Linked DNA regions of Homo sapiens: region 1 is linked to region 2. The links are chromatin contacts, found by Hi-C or POLR2A ChIA-PET in ENCODE. All regions are on one chromosome and are shown on one strand. The core of a region is the stretch at or near the end of the contact, and the rest is flanking DNA. Distances in the headings are between cores, read along the strand shown.

The links. Hi-C counts contacts between places; a loop is a spot of excess contacts on that map. ChIA-PET counts read pairs that join two places held with the same protein, here RNA polymerase II (POLR2A). Pooled maps may share reads with other maps.
Region 1: a loop to region 2 is called in a pooled map, with 4 times the contacts of the local background. The contact joins the promoter of JMJD8 here to the enhancer-like site in region 2. A Hi-C loop is called at or near these places in 1 of 50 pooled maps. POLR2A ChIA-PET finds 5 or more read pairs at or near these places in 3 of 52 experiments (CD8-positive, alpha-beta T cell, K562 and PC-9).

The regions. Positions count from the first base shown.
Region 1 is chr16:682,932-685,583 of GRCh38, reverse strand. JMJD8 (jumonji domain containing 8) reads left to right here and starts at 1,250. Exons shown (of 9, transcript NM_001005920.4): 1 at 1,250-1,350; 2 at 1,429-1,518; 3 at 1,675-1,723; 4 at 1,803-1,899; 5 at 1,986-2,054; 6 at 2,143-2,262; 7 at 2,350-2,417; 8 at 2,497-2,631. The coding sequence starts at 1,265. It overlaps WDR24 (WD repeat domain 24), which reads left to right. Exons shown (of 9, transcript NM_032259.4): 7 at 1-327; 8 at 408-592; 9 at 682-962. The coding sequence ends at 850. RefSeq lists an enhancer at 821-870 and a silencer at 1,271-1,580.
Region 2 is chr16:1,002,824-1,010,567 of GRCh38, reverse strand. No RefSeq gene overlaps it. Among named protein-coding and RNA genes, the nearest start is that of SOX8, 25 kb to the right of the region's middle. RefSeq lists enhancers at 1-585, 6,309-6,358. Within about 2 kb of position 6,412, at least 3 of the 41 ENCODE cell types and tissues checked have a DNase peak (open chromatin) inside an H3K27ac peak, as active enhancers do; they include CD8-positive, alpha-beta T cell, where a contact is called at or near this core.

The sequences.
Region 1 (2,652 bases), core at 1-2,500, 320 kb after region 2:
TGCGTGCTGCCGCAGGAGGCCTTTCCGCTGCGCCACGAGATCGTGGACACGCCTCCCGGGCCCGAGCACCTGCAGGACAAGGCCGACTCCCCGCACGTGAGCGGCAGCGAGGCGGATGTGGCCTCCCTGGCCCCCGTGGACTCCTCCTTCTCGCTCCTGTCTGTCTCACACGCGCTCTACGACAGCCGCCTGCCGCCCGACTTCTTCGGCGTGCTGGTGCGCGACATGCTGCACTTCTACGCTGAGCAGGGCGACGTGCAGATGGCTGTGTCTGTGCTCATCGTCCTGGGTGAACGGGTGCGCAAGGACATCGACGAGCAGACCCAGGTGTGTGGTGGGCGGGGCCTCCCCCCTGCAGCGCCGCCCCTGGCACCCAGATCCTGACTGCCGGGCGCTCCCTCCCCCAGGAGCACTGGTACACTTCCTACATCGACCTGCTGCAGCGCTTCCGCCTCTGGAACGTGTCCAACGAGGTGGTCAAGCTGAGCACCAGCCGCGCCGTCAGCTGCCTCAACCAGGCCTCCACCACCCTGCACGTCAACTGCAGCCACTGCAAGCGGCCCATGAGCAGCCGGGGCTGGGTCTGCGACAGGTGGGGCAGTGGGGTCGGGAGGTGGGGCAGGGGCCTGCAGGCAGCGCAGCAGCCCCCGCTGAGGCACCCTCCCTCCCGCCCGCCCCCAGGTGCCACCGCTGCGCCAGCATGTGTGCCGTCTGCCACCACGTAGTCAAGGGTCTCTTCGTGTGGTGCCAGGGCTGCAGCCACGGCGGCCACCTGCAGCACATCATGAAGTGGCTGGAAGGCAGCTCCCACTGTCCCGCAGGCTGCGGCCACCTCTGCGAGTACTCCTGACGGGGCATCTGCTGGGCTTGCCCGGGCGGCCGCGTGCAGAACCCCGCCTGGTCTTGTGCCCGAGACGGGCGGAGGCTGGAACTTGAGACCTCAATAAAGGAAGTAGAGCCGCTGTCGGCACTGCGTGTCACCCCATAGCGCGGCGGGCTCGCCGTAGGCCCGCGGGGCAGCTGGCGGGCGGGGGCTTTCGGCGGGGTTGTCGCCATGGTAACCGGCGGCGCCCATAGTCGCTCTCGGGGCGGCCTTCCCAGTGCCTCCCGTAGAGGCCTCTTCCGGGGCGGGCCAAAGGAGGTCACTTCCGGGGTCCGTCCCGGTTCCCGGCCGTTGCCACGACGACGAAGCTGCCGGCCAATGGCTGGCGGATGGGCCCAAGGTTCCCGGCGTGCAGCGCGGCTGCCTGAGGGCGGCAGGCTCATGGCGCCGGCGTCGCGGTTGCTCGCGCTCTGGGCGCTGGCGGCTGTGGCTCTACCCGGCTCCGGGGCGGAGGGCGACGGCGGGTGGTGAGCGGCCCGGGAGGGGCCGGGCGGTGGGGTCACGTGCGGCGGGCGGGGCGCGGGCTGACCCAGCTGTGCCCGCAGGCGCCCGGGCGGGCCGGGGGCCGTGGCGGAGGAGGAGCGCTGCACGGTGGAGCGTCGGGCCGACCTCACCTACGCGGAGTTCGTGCAGCAGTACGTGCGCCCCTGATCGCGGAGGTCGCGTCCTGTTCACCGGCCCGTCTGCCCCGACCGCCCAAGGCCGCCTTCCCCTGACCTCGCGCGCACGCGTGGGGCTGGGGCGGCGAGGCTGGCGGTCCGGCCTGGCCGCGACTCTGCCCTTCTTTCCAGGTACGCCTTCGTCAGGCCCGTCATCCTGCAGGGACTCACGGACAACTCGGTGAGCGCGTGCCCGTCCGTCCCCGGCCACTCTCGCCCGTGCTGGGCCCGGCCACTAAGTCCCCTCCCCGCCCCCGCAGAGGTTCCGGGCCCTGTGCTCCCGCGACAGGTTGCTGGCTTCGTTTGGGGACAGAGTGGTCCGGCTGAGCACCGCCAACACCTACTCCTACCACAAAGGTACGCGGCCTCACCCCTGGGGCCCGCCCATTTGCCAACACCGGGGCGGCTGGACCAGACGGTCCTGACCCGTCTCTTTCCTGCAGTGGACTTGCCCTTCCAGGAGTATGTGGAGCAGCTGCTGCACCCCCAGGACCCCACCTCCCTGGGCAATGGTGAGGCAGCCCTAGGCGGCGGTAGGGGGTGGGGACGCTTGGAGTCTCCAGGTGCCAGGATCCCTGTCCCCGCCGTCTCTGTTGGCAGACACCCTGTACTTCTTCGGGGACAACAACTTCACCGAGTGGGCCTCTCTCTTTCGGCACTACTCCCCACCCCCATTTGGCCTGCTGGGAACCGCTCCAGCTTACAGCTTTGGAATCGCAGGTGGGTGCTTCTTGGGACTGGGAAGGACTGAGGCTTCTGTCGGTGAGTACAAAATGGGTTGGTCACCAGGTGCTCATAACCCCACAGGAGCTGGCTCGGGGGTGCCCTTCCACTGGCATGGACCCGGGTACTCAGAAGTGATCTACGGTCGTAAGGTCAGCACGGGGTGGGGGTTGAGGCTTGGGACTCGCTGACCAAAACGGGCAAGGGTGACACTGCTGCTCATGCCCCCAGCGCTGGTTCCTTTACCCACCTGAGAAGACGCCAGAGTTCCACCCCAACAAGACCACGCTGGCCTGGCTCCGGGACACATACCCAGCCCTGCCACCGTCTGCACGGCCCCTGGAGTGTACCATCCGGGCTGGTGAGGTCAGTGGCTGGCAGGAGAGG
Region 2 (7,744 bases), core at 5,163-7,662:
GAGCCCGCCGCTGCCTCTGCCCGGCCTCCCACCAGCCACTTTTATGGGTTCACAATCACAGACGGGTCGCTGCGACGCCTGGCCCCTCCCCCAGCCATGGGGAGGACTTGCTGAACAGGGGGCCGGAAAGGGGCCCTGTCTCTCCCGGAGATGCCGTGAATGCAGCCTGGCTTCCCTGCGGCTGTGCCTGGGCAGCTGCCGGGTAAGGAAGCAGAAGCGGGCTGGGACCAGACACCAGGCTCCCCACCTGTGCAGCTGTGTCCCCCTCCCTGCCGCCCTTGCCACAGAGCAGCGCTTCCTGGTGGCCTTTTCCCCCCACCACGCCCCCCACACTCCCCTCAGGCCGGACCCCTCCATCCACAGTGGACACAGTAGCCTGGGAGCGTTGGATCCCCCACTCAGCTGAGAGGCACAGAGGCAGCCCAGGACCCTGCAGAGGTCCCCGCATAGCTTCTGCACTGCTCGGGGGGCCCTGCTCGGCCCCAGAGGCCCACTTGCAAGCATCATCAACGTGCAAGGCCGGCCCGGCCCCCGCCCCACACGAGGGGTACCTCCTCTTCTCCTAGGTCCCTGTGGGCCTTCGTCGCTGGCTGGGCTAGAAGGGCTCCCACGCCCAGCCCCTCCTGGTGTCCCTGGCTCCTCCAGACCTGTCTCCCCTCTCCCTCACACACTGAGTTTCAGGATCCCTGTGCCCCATGCCCCTTCCTGGGGACTCCGAGCGCCCCATCGCACCCCAGAGCCCCCACACTTGCTCCTCCGCCAGCACTGGGGCCGGGCTCCCCGCTACTTGCAGGCTGTGTGGTCGCCCGGCCTCCTGGAGGCACTTTGCCTCCCTTGGGAACAACCTGCTCCTCTCTTTTTCCACCCCAGAGCCTGGGGCTGCCTGGGATTGACAGGTGGGTGCAGATGGGAGCTCTCGGGCTCCTGCCCACCCAAATTCCTGGCACCGGGGCAGCTCCTGGGCCAACCAGCCCTGCCTCGCTGGCGTCTCCCTCTGCCAGCCCCACGCTGACACTTCGCCCTCCTCTCAGCAACGTGCTTCCTGCTAGCATCCTCTGAGCACCTGCTGCGTGCAGGGCCTGCCCTGGCTGCCTCCCCACTGCTCACAGACCCCGGTGTGCTGGCCCCTGCCCCATCCTCCAGGCCTGGAGTCTCCCTGACTCATTCCCCCGAATGCTCCCTTCCTTTATTTATTTATTTATTTATACCGATTCTCCTGCCTCAGCCTCCCGAGTAGCTGGGATTACAGGCGCCCACCACCACGCCTGGCTAATTTTTGTATTTTTAGTAGAGATGGGGTTTTACCATGTTGGCCAAGCAGGTCTCGAACTCCTGCCCTCAGGAGATCCACTTGCTTTGGCCTCCCAAAGTGCTGGGATTACAGGCGCCCACCACTACACCCGGCTAATTTTTGTACTTTTAGTAGACACAGGGTTTTGCCACGTTGGCCAGGCTGGTCTCAAACTCATGACCTAATATGATCCACCCGCCTCGGCCTCCCAGAGTGCTGGGATGACAAGCATGAGCCACTGCACCTGGCCCCTTCCTTTATTTAAATCACAGCCCAAAGCCACCTCTCAAAGCCCGATTCTGGCTTGCCATCCGGCCTGGTTCATGGACCCTCAGCCTCTCACCACCCCTGAGATCTCCACAGTCTCCTTGGCAGACGCCCACCTGAGGCAGCAGCCCTGACCACTTCTTTCCAGCTCTCTGTGTTCTCCAGCTCCCTGGGTGACCCCCTAAAACCAGATCACTCTCTCCAGTGTCTGGGGTCCCCATCTGTGACAGGTCTCTGGTGTGGATGAGTCTGGGGGCTCCCCCATCTCTCTGGACCTCAACTTCCTGAACTACAACTGGGCACTGTAGTGGGTTGAACAGTGTCCCCCAGGACTCACGTCCACAGAGCCTCAGGACGTGCCTTTATTTGGAAACAGCGTCATGGCAGGTGTAACTGGTTCCAGGATGGGGTCAGTGGGTCTTAGCCCGAGTGCCCGTATAAGGAGGAGAGGAGAGGCTCACAGGAGGACCCACGAACACGCAGGCAGAGCGATGTGGCCGCCAGCCAGGGAGCACGGGCAGCAGCAGGTGCTGGCAGAGGCCAGGAGGATCCTCCCTGTCTCAGGAGAAACCAGCCCTGCTGGCCGCTGGACTTTGGCCCTCTGGCCCCCAGAGCTGTGAGGGGTCCTCTGGCCTCCAGAGCTGTGAGGGGCTCTCTGTTGTCCTGAGCCTCCTAGTTGGTGGTGCTTCGTATGGCAGCTCCAGACACAAACGCAGGTGCCCTCATCATGGCCACCGCCCCGTGGGTCCTCGCTGGAGACTCTCAGAGGCCATCCCCTCCCACGGGCCCCAGGTCCCTGCCCTCTGTGCCCCGTCTGTGAAGCGGAAGGTTGGAAGACGAGGTCATTTCCAAAACTCGGCCCAGCTTGGAGACTGCCTGGTTGGCACCAACGTCCACCCCCATCCATCACCCCGCGAGGTCCTGGGGCCTCAGCCATCACGGTCCCCCTTGAAGGGGCTTCCTGGGTCCTCCAAGGATGTCCTGGCTTTCCACTGCCCAACCGGGAAGCCTGGGCCCGGGGACTTGGTGATGAGGAGAGGGGAATGAAGGGCTGGAGCTCCACCAGGGACAGAGATGGGGTGTACCAGGAAACGGGGCCAGGGGCCGTGGGGTCAGCCACAGGGGTTCAGACAGCAGGGATCCCTGCTAGAGTCTGGAGTCCCAGGTGGGAGCATCCCAGGAACCCCCACCCCTCCTGGGCCATGGGAAGGACGCTGCCTGCTGGGAGTGACAGCACTTGGCACCAAGCTGGCCAGGTTCCCCTCAAGGGCACGGCACAGCCGAGCAGGAGTGGGAGAAGGATGCGGGGCTGTAATAGGGAGGGATGGGGCACGGTCGGCTCCTGGCTTCTGGGCCAGAGAGTGTGACCCTTGGCTGGGTCCCAGTTACCTGGCAGGGCTGCTGCAGCTCCAGCCACGTCCGTCCTGCAGGGCGCCCACACCCTTTTCCCTGAGCTGGATGCCCCAGAGAGCTATTCCAGGCGCCTGGTGGAGACATGACCCGTCTGGCCAGACCGAGGCACAGCCACCACCCATGGCCTCGCCTGTGTGCCCTGGTGACTCACACCCACCGGAGCAGAGAGGCACCAGGATCCCCCTTGGCCATGCCTGGTGTTCGGGGAGGAGAGAACAGGAGCTGCCACCTGGGAAATGCCTCCTCCAGCCTCCCTGGGCCGCACCCCAGAGCCCTAAATAAATGCCTTTGCAGGTCTGCTCCCAAGAGGCACGAGGACTCCTGCCATGTTCCCTGAGACATGACTTAGCGGGCTGGCCACCATGGCCTGTCTTGCCACGATCCCAGGGCCCAGCCCTCTGTCCCCCAGCACCAAAGCCTGTCCCCATCTAGAAGAAGGCACTGGACTCGCTGTCCGCCACCCCTCCCGCCTTGCTCCCCTCCATCCTGCTCCGGGAAGGCTCCAGGCCCTCACATCCCACGGCCATGGAGCCTTGGGGAACCCGCTGCCCCGGTCTGGAACGTGGAGCAAGCTCAGGCGACGGTTTCCGCGGACAGGACAGACGGGGTGGCCGGATCCCCTGCACAGCTCCAAGTTTGGGTGACGGTTTCCGTGGACAGGGCGGACAGGGTGGCCGGGTCCCCTGCACAGCTCCAAGTTTGGGTGACGGTTTCCGTGGACAGGACAGACGGGGTGGCCGGGTCCCCTGCGCAGCTCCAAGCTTGAGTGATGGTTTCTGTGGACAGGAGGGACGGGGTGGCCGGGTCCCCTGCACAGCTCCAAGCTTGGGTGATGGTTTCCGTGGACAGGGCAGGTGGGGTGGCCAGGTCCCCTGCGCAGCTCCAGGGATCCATCTGGGAGGTGGCCGCAGAGGGAGCAGGGATGTGAGGCTGAACCGGCTGACATGCTGCAGGGTCAGGACCGGTCCCAGGACCCATCCAAGGCCCAGTGTCCCTTCAGTCCCAAGAGCCCACATCAGCTGTCCCAGCACAGAGCCCTCCCCTGGTGCTGGGGGCTGGGGGCTGAGTGGTGGGCGCAGGGGAGGGGTCCACCTCTCATAACCCAAATCCTACCCCACGTGCCCAGTCCCTGAAGCTCCGCCCCAGCTCTCTCTAAAGTCCCATCGGCCTTGTGATGCCCTTGGGCCAACGCCTGCACCCCATTCCTGATAGGGAGGGAGGCAGGGGCCCAGCTCCTGGTGGACAGTGGAGCATGGCACAGACCCCCAGTGCCACCACCTCCCCTCCCCACACCATTTCCAAAAAACAAAATCAGCACACAATCAAGAAATAAAATCATCACTGCCCACTTCAGATGGAAATTCCCTCTTACCCGCTGATTTACTCATGGCTGGAAAGTAAGTTTTACAAATGTCTTTCTGTAGAGGACTTGGTTTGGGTGAGTTTTTTGTCTTTTTTTTTTTTTTAGATGGAGTCTTGCTGTGTCGCCCAGGCTGGAGTGCAGTGGCCAAATCTCAGCTCACTGCAAGCTCTGCCTCCCGGGTTCACACCATTCTCCTGCCTCAGCCTCCCGAGTAGCTGGGACTACAGGCACCTGCCACCGCGCCCGGCTAATTTTTTGTATTTTTAGTAGAGACGGGGTTTCACCGTGTCAACCAGGACGGTCCCTTTGTTCATATAAAAATCTAGAGCCGCCTTCTGCGAGCAGGCGTCCTGCCCCCCAGGGCGCTCAGGGGAGATATTTCTGCATGAAATACATCCCGTGGCAGGGCCTTGCTCTGAAGCAAAAATGAAGGCAGTAAATTCTGAGGAGGGATTTGTTTAACCTGTCACCTTGCGGCAAAGTGTGGCCCTGCCTGTCCTGACATACTCTCCTGTGTTTTTATAACACTTGGCTCGGCCACCGTGGAGGCTGGAAGAAAATCTGCCAATCGGGTGTTGCGGGGAGGGTTCACTCCTCTCCAGACAGAAGGAGCGCCAAGTCCTCCTGGGTCTACACCACACATCCATCTGCCCATTTTCCATTCACTCACTTGTTCACACCCACCTCCCTCGCTAGCCTTGCGGGGGTTGCTGGACAGGACCACAAAAGCTGGTGCCCAGCTCCGTCCCCAGCACGCCTGCCCCGACACGGTGAGGGGCTTTGTAACACGCCCAGCTCTGTCGCTCCAGACCCTGGGTGCACAGCTGAAGGAAGAAGAAGGAATCAGACACTTTGCCACACTCCAAGCTCCCCAACCCCAGCACAGGAGGCCTGCACAGGGAATGAGCTCTCTGTCTTAGGAGGTAAGCAAGAAGCTGAAAAGTCCTTGGGTTCAGGATGCTGTGGAGAGAGCCAGCTGGGCTAGGTGAACCTGGGGCCTCTACAGGAACACCCCCATCTCTTGTCCCTCTGTCCCCTCCCCCCATCTCTACCCCCTCCCCCGTCTCTTCTCCCTCTGTCCCCTCCCCCATCCCTGCTCCCTCTGTCCCCTCCCCCATTTCTACCCCCTCCCCCATCTCTGCTCCCTCTGTCCCCTCCCCCATCTCTACCCCCTCCCCTTCTCTTCTCCCTCTGTCCCCTCCCCCATCTCTACCCCCTCCCCCTTCTCTTCTCCCTCTGTCCCCTCCCCCATCTCTACACCCTCCCCTGTCTCTGCTCCCTCTGTCCCCTCCCTCATCTCTACCCCCTCCCCCATCTCTGCTCCCTCTGTCCCCTCCCCCATCTCTACCCCCTCCCCCGTCTCTTCTCCCTCCCCATCTGTTTTTTTTTTTTTTCTCGAGATAGGGTCTCACTCTGTCGCCCAGGCTGGAGTGCAGCGGTGTGATCTTGGCTCACTGCAGCCTCTGCCTCCTGGGCCCCAGTGATCCTCCTACCTCAGCCTCCTGATTGGCTGGGACTGCAAGTACACACCACCATGCCCAGCTAATTTTTGTATTTTTTGTAGAGATGGGGTCTTGCCATGTTGCCAGGCTGGTCTTGAACTCCTGAGATCAAGCAATTCACCCATCTCAGTTTCCCAAAGTGCTGGGATTACAGGCATGAGCCACGGCGCCCAGCCCCCATCTCTTCTCACTCCCCCATCTCTGCCCCCTCCCCGCCTGCGTGTCTGTGTGGATACCCGGCTCCAGGGGTCTCTCTGGACAGCCTCCTGGGGCACCCCACATGCTCCCCGCACCATGGGCAAGGCTGGAGCCACCTTCCCTGAATCAATACTGACCCAGGCCCAGGAGTGGGGCTGGGGCTGGGGCTGGGGCCAGGCTTGCTGGTCACTCCTGTGCCTGCCGTGCTCCGGGCTTGGAGACGCATGTGAAGGGTGGGAAATCGCCTGGGCCTCCTCACAGGGCGCTCACGTTCACCTTGGGAAAAATAACAGGTTTTGGTTTTGTTTTCTTTTTCTTTTTCTTAACCACAAAACACTCATCAATGGTTCTGAGGGGGCAGGAAACCTCAGGACTGAGTGTTGTCAGGAAATTGAGCTCCCGGGGCCACACGCGGGGCCGGCACGAGCCAGGGCGGCACATTCCAGAAGGCTGCTCCGTCAGTGCCACCCACTGCCCTATGTGCTTCATGCCCAGGGGGTCCACACAGGGCAGCAGAGGGTCCTCGGGCCAGGACAGTGGACGACCTCAGGGGGTAGAGCCCTCCAGACCCCTGAGGGGCCTTCGGGCTGGTCCCTCTGTGCCTGCCGTGGACCTTGCCTCCTCCTCTAAGGGCAGCAGCCTGTGGGGTCGCAGCCCCCCGTGTCCCTCCTCTAAGGACAGCAGCCTGTGGGGTCGCAGCCCCCCGTGTCCCTCCTCTAAGGCTTCAACCAGTGCACCTTGGGGGCCTGAGTTCAGCCCAGGTCAGATTCCGCCTCTGATGGGCCCTGGCTCGTGAGGCCTGATGCCGCCACGACCGCGTGCCGAGGGCTTTCCAGGGCGTCCCCTTGTGCCGTGTCCAGGCTGCCATCAGAGGAGTGCAGGGCATGAGGGGCTCTGGGCTTTTCCCAGGAAAGCAGCTGGCAGCCATCCACCCCTTCCCGGGACCACCACCGGGCTCCTGGCCAGCAGGACCTGCGCAGGCCTCTTCCGTCAGAGCAGCACTTTCCACAAAGCCTGGACACTGTCTGGCGTGGGGCTGTGGGGCCGCATGCTGTGTGCAGGAGTGGGTGTGAGCGAGGCCCATGAGGGGGCTGTGGCAGCAGGTGGGGCCCGGCCGCGTGAGTGCAGGGTCTCTGGACCCCGCACGGTTCCTCATTTGGAGCTCAGTCCCTGGACACGGCCACTCCATGGGGCTGCCAGGATGCCCCCCAGACCACGGCCATGGTGCTGGAGGCTAGGGACCCCTCCTGTGGCCTCTATAGCTCCCTCTCCACCCAGCACCCCCTCCCCATCACTCCATGCCAGCTGCAGGGAAGGCCCCCGGGTCTCTCAACCCACACCTTGGCCCAGCCCTGGCTCCAGGATCCCACCCCAGGGGCCCACTCTGCCACGGGACTTTCGTTTTTCCAAACTTAGAGCCGCCCCTGGCCAGCGGGGGCCGAGCCTGCGTCCACTGCTTGGCAGAGGAAATGTCTGCACTTCAGGCCTGTCCCGTGCCCTGGATGAACACCAGCCCTGGGCACTGCCCTCCGCCGTGGGAGGCCACTGTGGTCTTGAGGCTTCTGGGGAAAGGTCAGGCTTGTCTTTAAGCGACGCGATGCCGGTGGCCTGGATGAGTCACCCCCGAACGTGAGTCATCTCAGCTGCTGGGAATCTTCCAATTGTTTGATTGAGGTGAGATCCACATGGCGTAGAATTAGCCGTTCACGG